2 separate regions of the Homo sapiens genome follow, and region 2 is linked to region 1. Evidence: read pairs that join two places in POLR2A ChIA-PET (ENCODE). Cell type or tissue: A673. All regions are shown on one strand. Each heading gives the region's core, and the rest is flanking DNA. Links, peaks and the distances in the headings are about the cores only. Region 1 overlaps SYT1 (synaptotagmin 1). Region 2 overlaps NAV3 (neuron navigator 3).

Region 1 (8,896 bases), core at 469-8,468:
AGAATTGGAAATAGAAGAATCAATCTCCAAGCACTAGGATGAGGATGAAAATGACTTGAATCTTAATACTCAAACGTTAATTTTTATTATATACTTTGCACTAAGTCTTTTACATGAATGAACTCAGTTACTTCTCATAATAGATCCTATTAATATTGCCATTATACAGGTAAGGATGCTTGAAGCTCTGAGAAGTTATATAACCTGTCTGAGGTTGTTTAAGGAATGAGTTGTTTGGTTTTCAGAGCCTATGCTGTGAACCTCCATGCCATGGAGTCTGTGTCAACTTGTGCTAACCTCTAAATTCATTTGCTTCAGTTGTCTTATCAGTGAAAGTTCTGGCATTGGTGTTCAGCCCACTCTATTTGATTACAATTCCCAAGGCAACCATGTGCAATAATCTGATTTTAAGGGTGGGGGGACAGCATGTTACAAAAAAATTAATATAGAATTAATATAGAATTTCAACTAATCATATGATTGTGAGCATAAAACATGATAGTATAGTGAAAAGTATGGTTAAAAAGTAGTAATAAAGATATTTTTTTCTCATCCATACGTTCTCTTAGTAAACATTTACTGAGTAACTACAATGTATCTGGCATTGATATCAAATGGAAATATCAGTTTAGGCTACACGGGATTTATTCAATGATTCCATCAGATTTTGAAAGTTTATTTGATGACTTCCTTTTCTGAATGATTGAACTGATGAAAGCAAACCTATACCATTATGGTATAAAATATATACTTTTTAAAAGCAAATTTCAGTTCTACTTCCTAAGTAATGAATTTACTTAGCAGAATATGTGATGGTTTCAATCTAGCAGCTGAGTGTAAAGGTAAGAGTTTAAAATAAATGGAATATGTAACATTTATTGCCAGAGTTGAAAGTAGCAGAAAATGTAATTATAAAAGCTAGGGCCAGATTAAGAACCAGCTGAGTTAGGGCCCTTTAGTGGACTTTATATGCTGGAGACTGGTTTATTATATTAATGAAATGAGAAATGTCATTGATATACAGCTTCAGAGCAGAGAAAACAATCACTTCTGCAAGTGGAATTTAGAATGTGAAATGCAACACATTGTCAATAAAACGGACAATCTTCCCTTGGAGTGATTCCATTGTGAAAGGAATTAACTATCCACTGGATAGTTTCTGGAACAAAGAAGAGGGCTATACTGATTCTTAGAGCTTGTTCTAAGCAAATTTATCAGGAAGCAATCATATTGTAATGAATGGGGTGGGGGACATGACACACAAAGGTAACAGAAGTTTTTAGAGTTTGATTATTCCACTTAGGAATGCATTGATTAGTAGCATTCAAGACAAAATATCCTTGTGAAGCCTTTGGATTAATGTTTCCAGCTGCATATGTAGTTTATTTCTACATTTGGGGGAGAAGGGCTTACATTCTCACATGCATTTGGAAATTAGCATATTTTGCTTCTTTCATAATACATTTCATAGGGATAGAGAAAGACAGAAGGACAGGCAGATTGTCTTATAACCTCAGGATAAGGCAAACTTAAGACCCTATTTTAGCATGTGAAATACTCAATTATTTTTTTCTAGAAAAAGGTGAAGACTAGAAAAGTTGCCTCCTATAAAAAAAGGAAAAAAAAAAGAACAAAGTGACTCAAGGAGCAGAGAAAGAGGGATACAGTCAAAGGAATGCTCATTATTTCCATGTCTAATGTATTCTATATTGGGCATAGTTTCTGTCTGTCCTGACAAAACGCTATTGCCTCTGAAATGCTGCCCCAGAAACCTAGCATGTGTCTTATTTTTAATGTGCTTCACTTTCAATATACCTGCATTTTCTGCAGTTTGTAGTTGAAAAGGATATTTATTTTAAAGGCATAGAATTGTAGCTCAATGGGAGTTTTCATCTCAATGCCTTGCTTTATATTTATTTTGTGGAATTAAAAAAATTAAATGCCAGGAGGTGTTAGTTTCCATAGGAATAAGGTCTTAGAACTCAAAAAAGTTCACTGAATAAATATTGCAAAATAAATCGTTGGAAAAAATTGATGTCTTGAGGGTTTGTGAGTGGGTCCAAAGCAGGGGGCCCGCTGGTTCAGGCTAGTGAAAAAGTTATTGGGAACAGGGAACCAGTGTCCTCTGCATTTACTTATGTAACAGATGTTGAAAGTAAATAAGTATGTATAATTTGACACCATGTGAAAATTTATATGATAAAGGTTGTATTTAAAACTATCAACCAATACAAAGATGGTAGAGTTATTGGTTATTTTTGGTCATTTAAGACTGCCCTATACTACAGAGTAGCTACCAGCCACATCTAGCTATATCAATTTAAATTTAAATACATGGAAGTTAAATAACGTTCCTTGGTCAAATTAGTGACTGAGGTGCTCATTGGCCAGCTGTGGCTATCATATTATTGGACAGCATGGATGATAGAATATTTCAATCATCACAAAGTTCTATTAGACAGCACTGATTTATATACTGATTTAATCTTATTGTTAGATCTATTTTCTAATAAAATGTTAACTTGAAAAAGAGAGGACATTAGCATGTGAATAATAATGATGATGATGACAGGACCATTTACTGTGTGTTCCTATGTATTGGGCGCTGTTCCAAGTGCTTTTATATGCATAATGTCACTTTGACAAGGACTGTTATCATTCTTATTTTACATGTAAAGAAATTCTAAGCCTCAGTTTTTTCACATATAAAATTAGGATAATAACAATAGTACTTTTCTCATAAAGTTCTTCTAAGTATGAAATGAGATTACATACATAAAGTGGTTAACTTGGACCTAGGCATAATATATATATATATATATATATATATATATATATATATATATATGTCTTTGGATTAATGTTTCCATGAAGAAAGCTAACATAATAGCTATACTTATTTTATATATGTATATATTATATAGCTATACTTATTATATATATAAAATATATATTTTATATATATAAAATAAGTGTAGCTATTATATTAGCTTTCTTCTTGGAATAAAGCTGTGATTAATTCATAAGATACTGTCTTCTAAGAATAGATTAAAGGTAAATGAAGACACAATTTGGCATATTAAGAGTGGTATGGCACTATTCACAACAGCCAACATACAGAATTAACCTAGGTGTCCAACAACAGATGAATGGATAAATAAAATGTGGTACATATACACAATGGAATACTATTCGGCCATAAAAAAGAATGAATCCTGTCATTTGTGGCAATGGATGGAACTGGCAGACATTATGTTAAGTGAAATAAGCCAGGAACAGAAAGTAAACACTGTATGTTCTTACTCATGTGGAAGCTAAAGAAAAGTTGATATCATAGAAATAAAAGGTAGAACAAAGGATACTAAAGACTGGGAAGGGGAAGGTAGGGAGAGATTTGTTTAAGGATATAAAATCACAGCTACATAGGAGGAATGAATTCTAGTGTTCTGTACCACTACAGGATGGCTATAGTTAACAATAACATATGATATAATTTCAAATAGCTACAAGTAGGATATTGACTGTTCCCAAGACAAACAAATGATAAATGTTTGAGATGATAAATATGCTAACTACTCTGATTTGATTACAATACATTATATATATGAAAACATTACTATGTGCCCCATGAATATGTACAACTACTATTTGGCAATTAAAATAAATAAAATAAAATAAATAAAGAGTATTTGTTATTCTGGACCTTTAGAAGGTTCTTTGTTGTAGGTTTGATGTCTGCTCTTTGTTTTTCCTTCAAGTTATGGGCAAACTTGTGTATCACTGAAAATATACACCTGCGCCAATTATTTAATAAAATGTAAAAATAGTGTTGCTTTATGCAGTTTGACTCTCTGATGCCCATTAAAGATTTGCAAGAAATGGCCCAAAATTATTGGATATTATCTTTAGATTCTTATAGGCTAACTATGGAGATGGGGTGAGAAAATGTAAATATTTTCAAAAACCCCTAAATGATAAGATTGCATGTTATCATTGTGGCTACATATAGCAACTTAATATGAACATATTAACTACAAGGATATTTAATAGAATATTTCCCTTCATAATTATTGTCTGGCATATTAAGGCTCCATTTTTAATAAAATAGCCATCCATTCCAACTCAGACACAGGAAGCTGGATTTAAATAATTGAAAACACAACTTAGCCTAATTTTTCTATTGTTAATCATCTTTTAATAAAGACTCAATATGCTGCATATTTAGCATCAACCAAAAATATTTCTCTTATCACTATTTTTTGCTCTAAAGATCTCATGGGGAGACTTATTTATGGCCTGGGAGTAAATAGTGAAAGCTCATAGTTTTCTCTGGGCTTTTTAACTTTTATAGATGCACTTTTTGAGTTAGCAGAGTTGTTCTGTTGATTTTCTTTTTCCTACTTTATTTCTGCTCAACACAGTGCCAGCTGTTTTGGGCTGATGAGTCAGCACATCCTGTGCTGTATATTTTATCCTTCCTGATGTAGCTCAAGCATCAAATGTGCATGGGGAGAAAGAATGGCAGTTCTAATGAAGGCATGTGCACTGATAACTTACAAGGTCTGTGTGTATAATTTATGTGGTCTGAAGGAATGAAATTGAGTGGGAAGACAAAGTTATGTTTGACATTACCTGGATTTGTTCAAAAGGTACTTCAAAGCTGAATGACTCATTGTAGTAGGGGTTAAGTGTGTTCTTTTTAATTGTTGTCTTTTTCTTCTTCAGCCTCTTACCATTCTGCATCAGATGAATCTTCACATAAGGATCTGAATGAAAAACAGGAAACAAACTTTAGGAGATCAGAGACACATATTTTAGATTATAAGTTAGCTTATAAAAGAACTATTTCCCACAGGTAAATAATTATATAGCATGTATTTAATATTTTTTAAATTCAATACTTTTTTATTGAAATATTTTAAATAACCTATGGGCATGATTTTGCATGATAGCTCAATATTTATAGTTTGATTTAGAAGATGAGAGTAGAGGTATGCTGGTAAACCAGCTCTTTGTGGGAATAAAAAGTCTTAACATGCAGCATTTCCCTATGTCTATGGTATATATATACCCCAACCAAGGCCAATGTCAAGCCACTAAGCTTAACAATTGGCTTGCAAAATCCCTGAAAAATTAACCGTTCACTCTTGTGAGCTGGCAAAGGGCTTGCCTGCAGCACAACACTGTATGGGAATAAAACACTTAACAGAGAGAGGACAAAGGAGCCATTTCATTCATTCATTTATTCATTTACTCCATCAATATTAGTTGAGTATCTATGATGTGACAGGCACTGTTAGGCCCTAGGAATATAGCCTCAACACAACAGACTATCCCTGTCTTCACAATGAAACTTCAGACTGTGGGGGAAAATAGACTAAGTTTATATAGAAACAAAAGACATGAAACTACAAGTTGACAAGAGTGCTCTGTAAGAGAAAAGCAGAATAGAGATAATATAGGAAATACCAAGGATGATATGGTGAGTAGTAAAGTAGGAAGGGAATTTAGGTTTTAGATTGCTCTGTTAAGGCATCTATGGAATTAACATTTAAGCTGAGATGTGAAGGTTGAAGGGTGAGATGAGGCCAACTGAGCCTAAATATTCCTAGGTGGAGAAGAACTTCAAGTGTTCGAGGAAAAGAGAAGAGACCGGTACACACTGAAGTAATGGGAAAAGGAGCATAAAGATCCCCTGAGCAGGTTCCCTAAAGCCCCATTAGGCAAAGATTAATAAGTCACTGGAGAGGCAAGACAATTCCCATTTACAGCTCCCATTACTAATGGATGAATGTTGTACCTTCAGGTCACTAGAAACCAATGCTCACGGTTGAAAGGAAAATCTCTACTGTTTTTCTTAAACATTTTTTCATTTCATATTGTAATGCATGTTCATTATAGAAAAAATATCAGAAAGCAATGATGACCAAAAAGAAAAAAAAATTTAAATCTAGGATTTTACTTCCCTAAAATAACTACTGCGAAGCCTTTCAAATTTTCTTTCCTCTCTCTCGGAACATGTAGAGCTAGGAGAAACTTTCCAGATGATCTAGTCTAATGCCCACCTATTTTTAGAAGAGAAAACTGCAGATGAAAAAAGGGTATTTTTATCACCCTCTCCCTATCCCCAGTAGAACATAATTCCTAAGGGACAGACACTTTGTCTGTCATATTCACTATTTGAATTTGCTAAAACAGTGCCTGGCACATATTCAATTTTTGTTGAATAAGTGGAACTTATTTAGGGCCTCAGCCTGGGTCTTGTGACTCCCAGTCCTGACTTTTTCCCACTACCCCAGAGACTGCATTACTAGGATATATGTTGTTAGGAGATTTTTTTAAATGTTACATCCAGTCCAGGAGATCATAATGAAGATTTTCATCAAAATTAAGAATATCTTTAAAAACCAGGCCTAGAGATGTAAAACCAACTCCACAAACTAAAGAGTTGGTCAGTTAAAAAAAAATCCACTGTAAACAGTTGTAAATGGAAGCAAAAAATGTCACTGATAATCCATGTTACTGTTCACAGCCAATGTTGATTTTTGGTTCAGAGACCTTGTGTGTTTTGTAAAGTTCCCTAGCTCCCCCATCCAACGCCTTGCAATTTTATAAAGCTAGTCATGTCGCCAGTTGTTCTTTGGGACTGATGAAATACATGTATATACTATATATGCCTCCTGTGTTCATGTGTTGAAACTTTGTCAACCTAAGTGAGGCATAGGTTTTCTCAAGAGAAGCACTCTGAGTATCTTGATTCATTTAACACAATAAGTGATAAGAAAAAACCTTGCACATCTGCCATTTCAGTAAGCAAATTAAAACCCAACAAGATAGTTTCAGATTTTGCTAAGAGCTCTGACATGATGTTATTAATGCCTTGGGGAGAATAGGGTAATTTAAAAAAGGTTGATCAGGAAAGTCCTCATTGAGAAGGCAACATTTTAGCCAAGAACTGAAAGACAAGAAAGAACCAGTCATTTGGCTGTATGGTGATGCTTGTACCAGCCAGAAGGAGCAGTACCTGCAAAGGCCCTAAGTTGCACCTCCTTCTGCATGTTTGAGAAACAATGAAGGCAGGGGGAAGAGAGGTAGACGGTGAGGTCAAAGCGTTAACTTAGGACCTGCTGATCTGTTGCTTTTGTAAGCAGAGGCTGTCAGTTCTGATGACTCAGATGTATTCTACTATTTCATGATACATAAAAAAGAGAACAGAGGGTTGGGGGCTGGGTGCAGTGGCTCATACCTGTAATCCCAGCGCTTTGGGAGGCCGAGGCAGGTAGATCACCTGAGGTTAGGAGTTTGAGACCAGCCTGACTAACATGGTGAGACCCCATCTCTACCAAAAATACAAAAATTAGCCAGGCGTGGTGGTGCACACCTGTGATCCCAGCTACTCCAAAGGTGAGGCAGGAGAATTGCTTGAACCAGGGAGACGGAGGTTGCAGTGAGCCAAGATCACACCACTGCACTCCAGCCTGGGCAACAGAGGCAGAATCTCACAACAACAACAACAACAGCAGCAGCAGCAACAACAACAACAACAACAACAAAACAGGGCTGAAAGCGGAGCAGGTTTGGAACTGCTATAAACGGGAAGTCTCGGTCTTTGCCTTCGCAGATTGACCCTGATACAGGTACCAAAGCACTTACGTTGCAGGCAAAATTCCCAACTTAGTCAAAACAAAAGCTGGAAGAAACTTAGGGTTCTTTATCAGCTTTTGTGCCTCGATAAGCCTAGACTATATGTTATGTACCTGGGATGGGCACATTTGAGCATCTTCTTAGCCCAACAATCTGAAGTCTTAGATTGAGTCTCCATTTTCTCCAGTCTTGATTGCCAAGGAACTAAGTGTCTTCTAGTTCTTTCACTGTATTGAAGTCTCGTCCTGAACTTGGGTCCCTTTAGCGATATCCCTAATCTCTTGCTTAGCTTGTTCGTAACTTTTTCTGAGATCTAGACCTTGCTCCTATATCCTCAGCTACTGGTTGAGTTCTCTAAATGGAAATACACCTGCCTATGAGTCACATTTGTGCTTTAAGAATACAATTTTAAAAATTCTAAAGCAAAGATTACCTCTCCTACAAAATAGGCCTCTGGATAATTGAATTTGTTCTGTTTTAGGGGTTGTTCTGCAAAGCGAAATCCTTGTCAGTCTCTTGGTGGCTTAGAAGTCCTTGTGATTGCATAATAAAACACAATTTTATGGAAATAATAAAATAAGATGTAATGAAACTCACAAATGTTGCTCTTGCTTTTCCTGAGTACAGCTGCTGGACAACATGCATAGCATCTAAACATTCACTAGGTTTTCTGAAACATGTAAATAGCATAGGAAACCTGCAACCAAAAAATTGGGCTACTGTCTCTAGGCACTCTATATCTCTGTAACTGTATGGATTCATTCTGTTCCCCAAAACAGGAACTCATGTATGGATTCATTCTGTTCCCCAAAACAAGAACTCATGGAAACCTTCATCATCTAAATACTGACACCCCGTCTTCAATGTCATTTAGATAATCCTTCTTGCCAATGAAATAGATGCAAGACATGGGACACTTCACTTCTTTTGTTTAACTTATCTTAAAAAAGTAGTTGAGTCTCTCTCTCTCTTTTTTTGAGATGGAGTCTCGCTCTTTCACCCAGGCTGGAGTGCAGTGGCACAGTCTTGGCTCACTGCAACCTCTGCCTCCCAGGTTCAAGCGATTCTCCCTCCTCAGCCTCCCAAGTAGCTGGGATTACAGGCACATGCCCAGCTAATTTTTGTATTTTTAGTAGAGACGGGGTTTCACCATGTTGGCCAGGCTGGTCTTGAGCTCCTGACCTCAGGTGATCCACCTGTCTTGGACTCTTAAAATGCTGGGATTACAGAAGTGAGCCATTGTGCCCAGCCA
Region 2 (8,896 bases), core at 597-8,596, 1.5 Mb after region 1:
AAATGTGGAACATAATTTATAATTAGCCACTCCCACATCCATTACAGACATCACTAATCAATCATGGAACATTTTTTTTCTACTAATTCCTATGGTAGCCTCATAATCCTTGCAAAGGATTCAAACAGCCCTTATTGTTCAACAGGAATTAGAATGAGAGTTAAAATGTATTTGTATCTCCTCTCTATGCCTTCATCAATACACAGCTAAGAAAATTTTAATAATTTCATGTAAGATGTTTGTAGACTATTCTATTTATGTTATAGTTATTTTAACAGCAGACTTCCATGCAAAATGTGGTCATATATATGTATATATGACCTCATTCCTTAGTTTTAGTTTTCAACCTCAAGAATCAAATTTGCTTCAACATAATACACATACAGAATTCTATAAATCACCAAAACCTAATACCTCAACCTCATATAATGTATCGACTTTAGCTCTTTGGATTCTATCAAGCTTCTTACAAAAAATCTCAGCTGAGGAAGTTGGTATTTGAATTGTTTCAACTTATGCTTATTTATTGTGGTAATTATAAATATTTTTAATTTTCTTATTCATTCTACAAATATTATTATTATTATTTGAGATGGAGTTTTGCTCTGTCGCCCAGGCAGGAGTGCAGTGGCACGATCTCGGCTCACTGCAACCTCCACCTCTCAGGTTCAAGCGATTCTCCTGCCTCAGCCTCCCAAGTAGCTTAGATTACGGGTGCGTGCCACCACACCTGGCTGACTTTTGTATTTTTAGTAGAGATGGGGTTTTACCATGTTGGCTAGACTAGTCTCAAACTCCTGACCTCAAGTGATCCACCCGCCTTGGCCTCCCAAAGTGCTGGGATTACAGGCATGAGCCACCGCGCCCAGCCCTAAAAATAATATTTTAACATCTAGTTTTTTTCCAAGTGAGAATCTAGAAAGCCACAACAATTTGCTAAGGAATTTGGTATTTATTCTGATTGCATGGGAGACTACCAAAAAAATTTAATTTCGGAAGAAATACTAATTTCTCAGATTAGATAGATCTTTCCTTAGATATGTAAGAGTGAGGAAGAAATGAGGTTGGGAGATGTTAACAAGGCTGAAAACAGATCAAATAGGAAATCATGGCTAAAATTCAGGCAGGATTTTATATAGGCCTGAATGAAGACAGAGGCACAGGAAATAGAAGTAAATGATTAAAATAAGTTAAAATAGTGGACACAGGAATTGAAAGAAAGGGAAGAATCTAAGACAAATCCTGGGCCTCTAATTTGAGTTGTTCTACGTACAATAAAGTTACATAGAAAGGAGTGTGGGAAAATGAGGTTGAACATCGCTCGTGTAGTGTATGAAAAGAAAATTCCAATTCAATTATGTCTACATACAAAAAAAAAAAGTAGAGAAAGAAATAGAAACCCTGGGAAAATGGATATTCAGAAGTGACTAATCCCACCTTTAGAGTATTGACAGTGAAGAGCCATCACTGATGTTATTCTAAAGATTAACTTATAAAGTATATAAATACTTTTGGATACTGAATTAATGAATAAATAAGAAAGCAGCTTCACATTCCTAAGGTTTTCAAAGTGGCACATAGACATAGATATTGAGAAACTAAACTTAGTTCAGTGTTCTCGTTATTCTGACAAACATGAAGATTGATTTATGCAATTGTCCAATTAATTAATCATTGAAAAGACTTTTATTGACCACCTCCGATGTACTGGCACTGTGTCAGAAAGATTTAATTTGGAAAAATTTGGTTAAAGCCCACAGAGGTTACTGTTTCATTCGGAGAATTATAACCCCTAAAACCATGTATACTAACTAATATTCTTCATAAAAAGTATAGGCTGGGCGCGGTGGCTCACGCCTGTAATCCCAGCACTTTGGGAGGCCTAGGTGGCTGGATCACGAGGTCAGGAGATTAAGACCATCCTGGCTAACACGTTGAAACCCTGTCTGTACTAAAAATACAAAAAATTAGCTGAACGTGGTGGCATGTGCCAGTAATCCCAGCTACTTGGGAGGCTGAGGCAGGAGAATCGCTTGAACCCAGGAGGTGGGAGTTGCAGTGAGCTGAGATCACACCTCTGCACTCCAGCATGGGTGACAGAGCGAGACTCCGTCTCGAAAAAAAAAACAAAAAACCTATAATTTTATATTTAATGGAAATCAAATTCAAGTTTGGAAAGAGAAACAAAAGCATTTTGCAGATGTGAAGAAATGATAGATGACATTATTTATCTTCTGTGAATTAATATGTTGAAATGCCAGTAGTAAACATCGAATACATTGGTTAATAGCAAGGAATCTACAGCCAGCTGCCCTACCCACATCTCAGCTCAACTGCTTTCTGTGCCTAGTTTCTCATCTGTTAAATGAGGATGACATCTACCTAAAGGCTTTTATGAGGACCAAATTGCAGATCACTTAGAAGGGTGTCTGGTAAAGATAAGTGCTATAACAGGTAAAAAAAAAAAAAAATGCATACTTGACAGTCTCTGGAGGCACTGTAAATATTCTAATGAATCCTGTGTGAATTTTAGCCGCTATTACCCTGCACACCTGCACTTGGAAGTCTTCCTAATACCACATCCCTTGGTTCTCACTTACCACTTTTGATGTTACGTTATTCTTACTTGAAAGCACATAAGCATGGCTCTTTCAGGACAATGGCTGAGCTTTTAACTGTGGCTCTTGGTCTCTCAGTTTAAAATTACTTTGGGACTGTGATTCCTTGAAATCAAATACAATTAGGTCTTATTCTCCTTCAAAATTTTATGGATATTATTCATTATTCTTGTTTCCCAAAGTCAACAACATAAGTCCCACAGGACTTAGCCCAGTAAGAAATCATTAGAAACTGTCCCAATAAGACACCAAAGAACCAGCATTCCCAAAACAACACACACAGGGTGAGCCTTTCAAAACATAAATCTCAACACTGCACAGAATCCAAAAGTGTCTTAAGTTCAGGACTTAGTGTTTTGTTTTGTGTTGCAGTGATTAGATGAATATATGTTCAATATAGTTAATTTAATATTTCAACCAGAGTTTTGTATTTCATTTGTATCTAGATTCCAGGAATAATTTGAAAGACAAGAACAAAATGTCTCAGAAGACGAAGTACTTCTCAATAGAAAAACAATTTACACTTAAGAACTTAGCAAAAAGTTACCATAACTCAGTACATTGCAAAACAAAAAGAACATTCTCTCATTCTCCTTGTTTCCTCACTTCACCTGTAATTGTTTGTGGTCCCCAGAGTTTTGTGTTGAGCTCTCCTTTCTTTCCCCTACTTTTATACTTTTTTCCTGAGCTATTTCTTCCATTTCTATTGTTTCAATCAATAAAACATAGCTAAGCTAATGTTCCCAGGTCCATATCTCTGGCTCTGGCTTCTCTCCTAGGCTCCGGAGCCACATACTAGTCACCAAAGTTCCATTAAAATCTTAAACCTACGAAGGCCAAAGCTAAACTTTTTTTCTCTCTGCCTCCTTCCTCCCATCTGTTTCCACTATCATATTATATTTTCTGTCTTACTGAAATACATGATATTTCAATTCATCAATGAAAGTAGAGACGTGATGATTGTCTTTTACCCTTACTTCCAATCAGTCACCAAATTCATTGTTCCAGTCCAACTTTCAGATCTGCAAGCATTAAACTGTTCATTCTCTTGCCACCAGAGCAGGGTCCATCCCTATTCCCCTGCCCAAAGCACATCTTTCTCTACCCTGTCACCAGGGCAATATTTCTAAGTTATAAATAGTCTCATTTTTCCTCTGGTAAAAATTTCTCAAAGCAATTTTACTTTACATTTAGCAAATAAGTCCCAGCTCCTAGGCATAGAGTTCACAACTTCCACAAACTGACCTCTGCCTATTTCTCCAGTCTTCTCTCTCATTATATGCTATGACAATTTTAACACAGGGATACGATAAATTCATTGATCATCCTTCCATTGAGAAGTGAGATCTTTGTGCTATCCACCCATCTCTTAGAGTCTGAGTGGGCTTGAAGCTGCTTTAACCACTAGAGCTACCATGTGAGAAGTATGATACCACTAAGGCTGCCATGCTGGAGTGGCCGTGTGAATTTCAGTTAAGCTGCTAGACCTGTGAGTGAAGAAGTCATCTTGGAAGTGGATTCTTTAACCACAGATATTCTGTCTCTCACCAGTTTGTGACATCCCCGCCATTCCATCCTTCTCCATTGCCTGCCCTGGACATAGTGGAACAAGGACAAGCCATTCTCTTTATGCCTCGTCTGATTCTTTGGCTTACAAAATCCATGAGCATCGTAAAATGGTTACTGTTTTGTGCCATTAGATTGTGGGATGCTTTTGTAAAGCAGCAATAGATACCCAGAACCCATTTCTACTTTAACTTTCTCCTCAGCCAAATAACTCATTTCCTGAATGTGAAATGGCATTTCCTTCGTCAGTCCCTTCATATGTGCCCTTCCCTCTAACTTTGATCACTGAGCAACTTGTGCTTTGTTGAATTAATTAACATGTCTATTAAGCCATCTGCTTAAATATTTAGGTACTCTATAAGATTGTGGGTGATTTGAAGAGGAACATCACTTTATCTTAGCCACATATCTGATGTATCTCTTGGCTCATGGTGAGGGCCAATTTATTTGTGGAAAGGTCACATATGAACTTTCAAATCACCAGTGGAAAAGAACACACGGCTCTAATGTAACATATAAAGGATCAATAGCAACAAATCATCTTTCATTAAGCCATATGTTATGCATTGACTCTGCCCAAGTAGACAGTGGCTGGTTCATCAAAACATAAAAATCAAGTAGAAAACAGTAATTTTTAAATAGATGTATTTGATATAAAAGTAGTTGAATAAACTATATTTATCAAAGCAAAACAGAATGTAAAGACAATCTTTGACATTACATCAGTTTTTATAACTCTTCATCTATATTAAGAAATTTTATAGAAAATCATTTTAGAATCATCCTTGTTTCTGGCCCTATCTATTTACCCTCAGTCTTGGAGTCACATAAACATATCACAAGAGAAGAAATCCCTATTCAGAATCCGTATATAGTGAGACATGTAGTACTCTTGATTCCCAAAGAAAGAAAAAAGCATGCCTAATTATGATATCACATTTGTTTCTTCTAAAAGCACCATTCACAAGGAAACAAAGAGGAATATAAAGAAACAAAACTCAGAGTATAAAATAAGGCATTTCTTGGGTTTGAGTTTTAGTAGGCAATTTTTACCTCCCAATTTTTTCTTCTATAATACAGTATTATGTTAAAAAGACAGAAATTATTTCCTTTCAAATTCACTGAAAATGGCTTGAGAAAAAAAATCGGGAATAAAGTACCCAAGATATACTATAATTAAATATATTTTTTAAAGTTTAATGCTAAGGAATTTTAGACAAAAGAACAAACTTTAAAGACAGTTAAATACATTCACTAAGGGTTTTTAAGACTGAGATAGATGGAAATAAATTTCTTTATGTGTCCTATGATTGCTTGGGATAGAAATGAAACCATATATTCAGAATTAAGATTTAAAGAGCTCCTTAAACCAAATTCTTTCTTTAGTATAAAGACTTCTGCAGGATCCTTGTGAACTGCTATAAAATGATAACTAACATGCTATTAGCACTAAGAAAGAGAGAGATATTTAGCCACTTCTGCAAATATATCTTTAGTACCTCAAAACTATATGTGGTCCTTAAAAAATATTAAAGGCATTTTGCAAAAAGTGTCCTCACTGCAGAGTATATCATAAAATACGTTCTCCTTTTGCTAAGAGTTCACTGAAAACAGTTATTGCCTAATCCATAAATAAGTCAGAAACAGCTTTTATCCACATGTGTTTCTTTTTAGTAACCGGGTGGCTGAAATATCATCTGAATTGCATTTGGGACAGGTTACTGTGATAACTTATCCTTTTAGTGAAATACGGTATGAAAATATGTTATAACCTCTGTCTTATCTTAAATTTCCACAGGCAGTTAATAAGGCCACCTGCATGGTCTGCTTTTGTGGGATCTCAAAACAGTAACTAAAGAGGGAGAGGCCTGTGTAAGATATTACAGCATCAAAGTCTCTTGCTCTTTTAGGAATGTCAAACTTCAAGATAAAGGAGAATTCAGGAAATGAGGCTCATATTTCTTTTACAATATCACCATAAATTAGATTTTCCACAATGCTGTTACTTACACATAGCTCAAAGTACTACGCTACAATGCTGTTCTGTGGATGTTTCCCATTTTCAATTTTTAGTTTGGAGTAAAATTACATCTCAATACATTCAGAGCTTCATTCCAAAAGTTCATTTGAATGCAACCACCTTAAAAAAATTGGAACTTGAATACTGGTAGAAAAAGTTATTTTGTCAAACTAAAAATTTAAACCAACTTAGGCAAAGACCACACAGATCAGTGAAAAATCAGATTATTTAATACTTCTAAATACTTAAAAAGCATTGTAGTCATCATAAAATATGTTAAATTATTTCTTAATACATATATTCAGGAAAATAACTTTTATTACATTTAAAAGATGAATATCTATAAAGTATGTGAAGATTTGTGAGAAAATCTAGTCTATCAAGTCCTTATAATTGGGCTGCTCTCCATTTAATGCAAAGAAAATATAATCATCAATACAATCATAATCAAACCAGCCCAATTGTCCCATAGAACTGACGTTTATGGTTTCTTTTGAATAAACATAGAAATTGACCCCTCCAGTCTTAAAACTTGAGAAACTTACGGTTGTCTTATCTGGGTTTTTTTCTTGGGAAACCAACCATCAGGCAACCCAAATAGTGTCAAGGAACTGAAACTTATCAGATAATTATATCTGGACAATAAGACGCCAAGCCCCTCATCTGTCATGATTGCTTAACTGACCACCTGCTTCCTGTTGACCAATTCCTCTTCCTTATCCCTCCCTCATTCCTGTTTTCCCACACATAGTTACATTTCTTCCTTGCCATATAAACCCCTAATTTTAGTTGGATTTGAGACTGGTATCCCTTCTCCTCAGCTGCAGCACCCAGTTAAAGCCTTTTTCTCTGGCAATACTCGTTCTCTCAGTAAGTGGCTTTCTGTGTAGCACACAGCAGGACCTAGACCAAATCTCTGGCATTTCAGTAACAATATTAGTAAGCAGTGACTGGGGTCACAAAACATCTCTGATGGGTGAGCGTTGTTCTAGAGCCTGCCACACAGCAGAAAGAGAAGGCTTTTTTTTTTTTTTCTTTTTTTTTTTTCGTTTCACATCTTATGAGACTGAGAGATCAGTCAGAAAGAGGGAGGCACTTGGGGTGGTCAGAAGTAGAAGCATAGAAAAGGGCACATAAAGAGGTGTATGTTGAAAGTGTGCCCTTGACTAATGGTTAAAGTCTCATAAGCAAGATAAGTTACTGAAACATGCAAATCCCCTAAATCTAATTCCATGCTCACCAAGTTATCTCCTGATTTTCCATGTAGACTTGGCTACAGAAAAATAATCTAATGATCATTCTGACATAATCATTATAGCTTTTTTATTTTTAGTGTATTTTTTTCTATATATATATTTCAGAGGAGGAATCTCTGTGACCAGGCTGGAATGTAGTGGTGCAATTATGGCTCACTGCAGCCTTGACGTCTTAGTTTCAAGCCATCCTCCCACCTCAACCTCCCAAGTAACCAGGACAGCAGGCACACACCACCACTTCTGGCTAACTTTTTTTTTTTTTTTTTGTATTGTATTTTTTGTAGAGAGTAGGTCTCACAGTGTTGACCAGGCTGGTCTGGAACTCCTGACCTCAGGTGATCTCCTGCCTTGGCCTCTCAAAGTTCTGGGATTACAGGCATGAGCTATCATGCCCAGACAATTATGATTTTTGAGACAGTTGCAGTTTTTATTATGTCAGTAATTTTTCAAATTTGAAATTTGAAAAATTATAAGTAATTTGAAAAATTACTGACTTATAATGGAAAAAAGGTCCATAATTATTAATATGTTTTCTAGTGAAAACTAACCTCAACATTTTGAGGCTGAAGCTCTGAATGTATTGAGATGTAATTTTACTCCATATTGAAAATTGTAATGAATACAGTCAATCGTTATTTTGTTTTATATCTTATTAGACTGAGAGATCAATCAGAAAGACAGGGGCATTTGGGATGGTCAGAAGTAGAAGCATAGAAAAGGGATTATGAAAAGTTAATAGTTACTGACTTTATTAATTATAATTTTAAAAATTTATTCAAAATTATAAATATTGACTTTATTAATCTGCTTTTTTATAAAGACTAACCTCAAAAAATTGAGATGAGGTTAGTTTTTAGTAGAAAACAGATGAATAAATTCAATAGCTATTGACTTTAATAAGTTTTGAAAATTTTTGAAAATTTTTAATAAATGTTAACTTTTTGATGTTAGTCTTTAGTAGAAAAGATTAATAAATAATTTCATATAGTATAAAATGGCAAATGAAATAATTACATATATAATCAGTGCTCTATTTGAGAAGAAAGTGGCTCATACATGTCAAATACGTAGTACCTGTGGTTAGAATCAAATTTCTAGTGTTTGATAGAAAATATCTAACTAGGCCGTCAAAATGTCCTGTTATAAAATTTTAAATAAATTAATCACAAATTAGTTATCATGAGTCACAGCTGTATTATAATAACACTTCACATCTTAAAAAATATTTCATAGGACAAATAATGGCTCACCATTGTTGTTATCTACATATTTATGGCAAAAAGTGTGTCTTAAGTTCTTAAATTAAGAGTTAATCTCATACTTTCAAATGTATTTATATTCTCACAGTTCTTTTGGAAAGATAAAAGACAATTATGACGTTTTTATTTTATACCTAGAAAATCAAGTTTAACTGATTCTGACTTAGTTAAGAAAAG

What was found. Peaks named below come from ENCODE experiments on the same cell type or tissue, not always from the same donor. Only the 100,000 strongest peaks of a DNase experiment are listed, where the experiment ranks them.
Region 2: POLR2A ChIA-PET joins it to region 1 with 6 read pairs; 1 of 35 experiments calls an interaction of 5 or more read pairs at or near these places.

Annotation. Positions count from the first base shown.
Region 1 is chr12:79,439,943-79,448,838 of GRCh38, reverse strand. It overlaps SYT1 (synaptotagmin 1), which reads right to left. Exons shown (of 11, transcript NM_005639.3): 10 at 4,633-4,766. Among named protein-coding and RNA genes, the nearest start is that of MIR1252, 25 kb to the right of the region's middle. In A673, for the core only: no CTCF peak of the experiment used is centred there; a DNase peak (open chromatin) is centred at 4,458.
Region 2 is chr12:77,978,055-77,986,950 of GRCh38, reverse strand. All of the region lies in intron 5 of NAV3 (neuron navigator 3), which reads right to left. Among named protein-coding and RNA genes, the nearest start is that of NAV3, 150 kb to the right of the region's middle. RefSeq lists an enhancer at 4,213-4,774. In A673, for the core only: no CTCF peak of the experiment used is centred there; a DNase peak (open chromatin) is centred at 4,410; H3K4me3 peaks cover 285 bases; H3K27ac peaks cover 886 bases.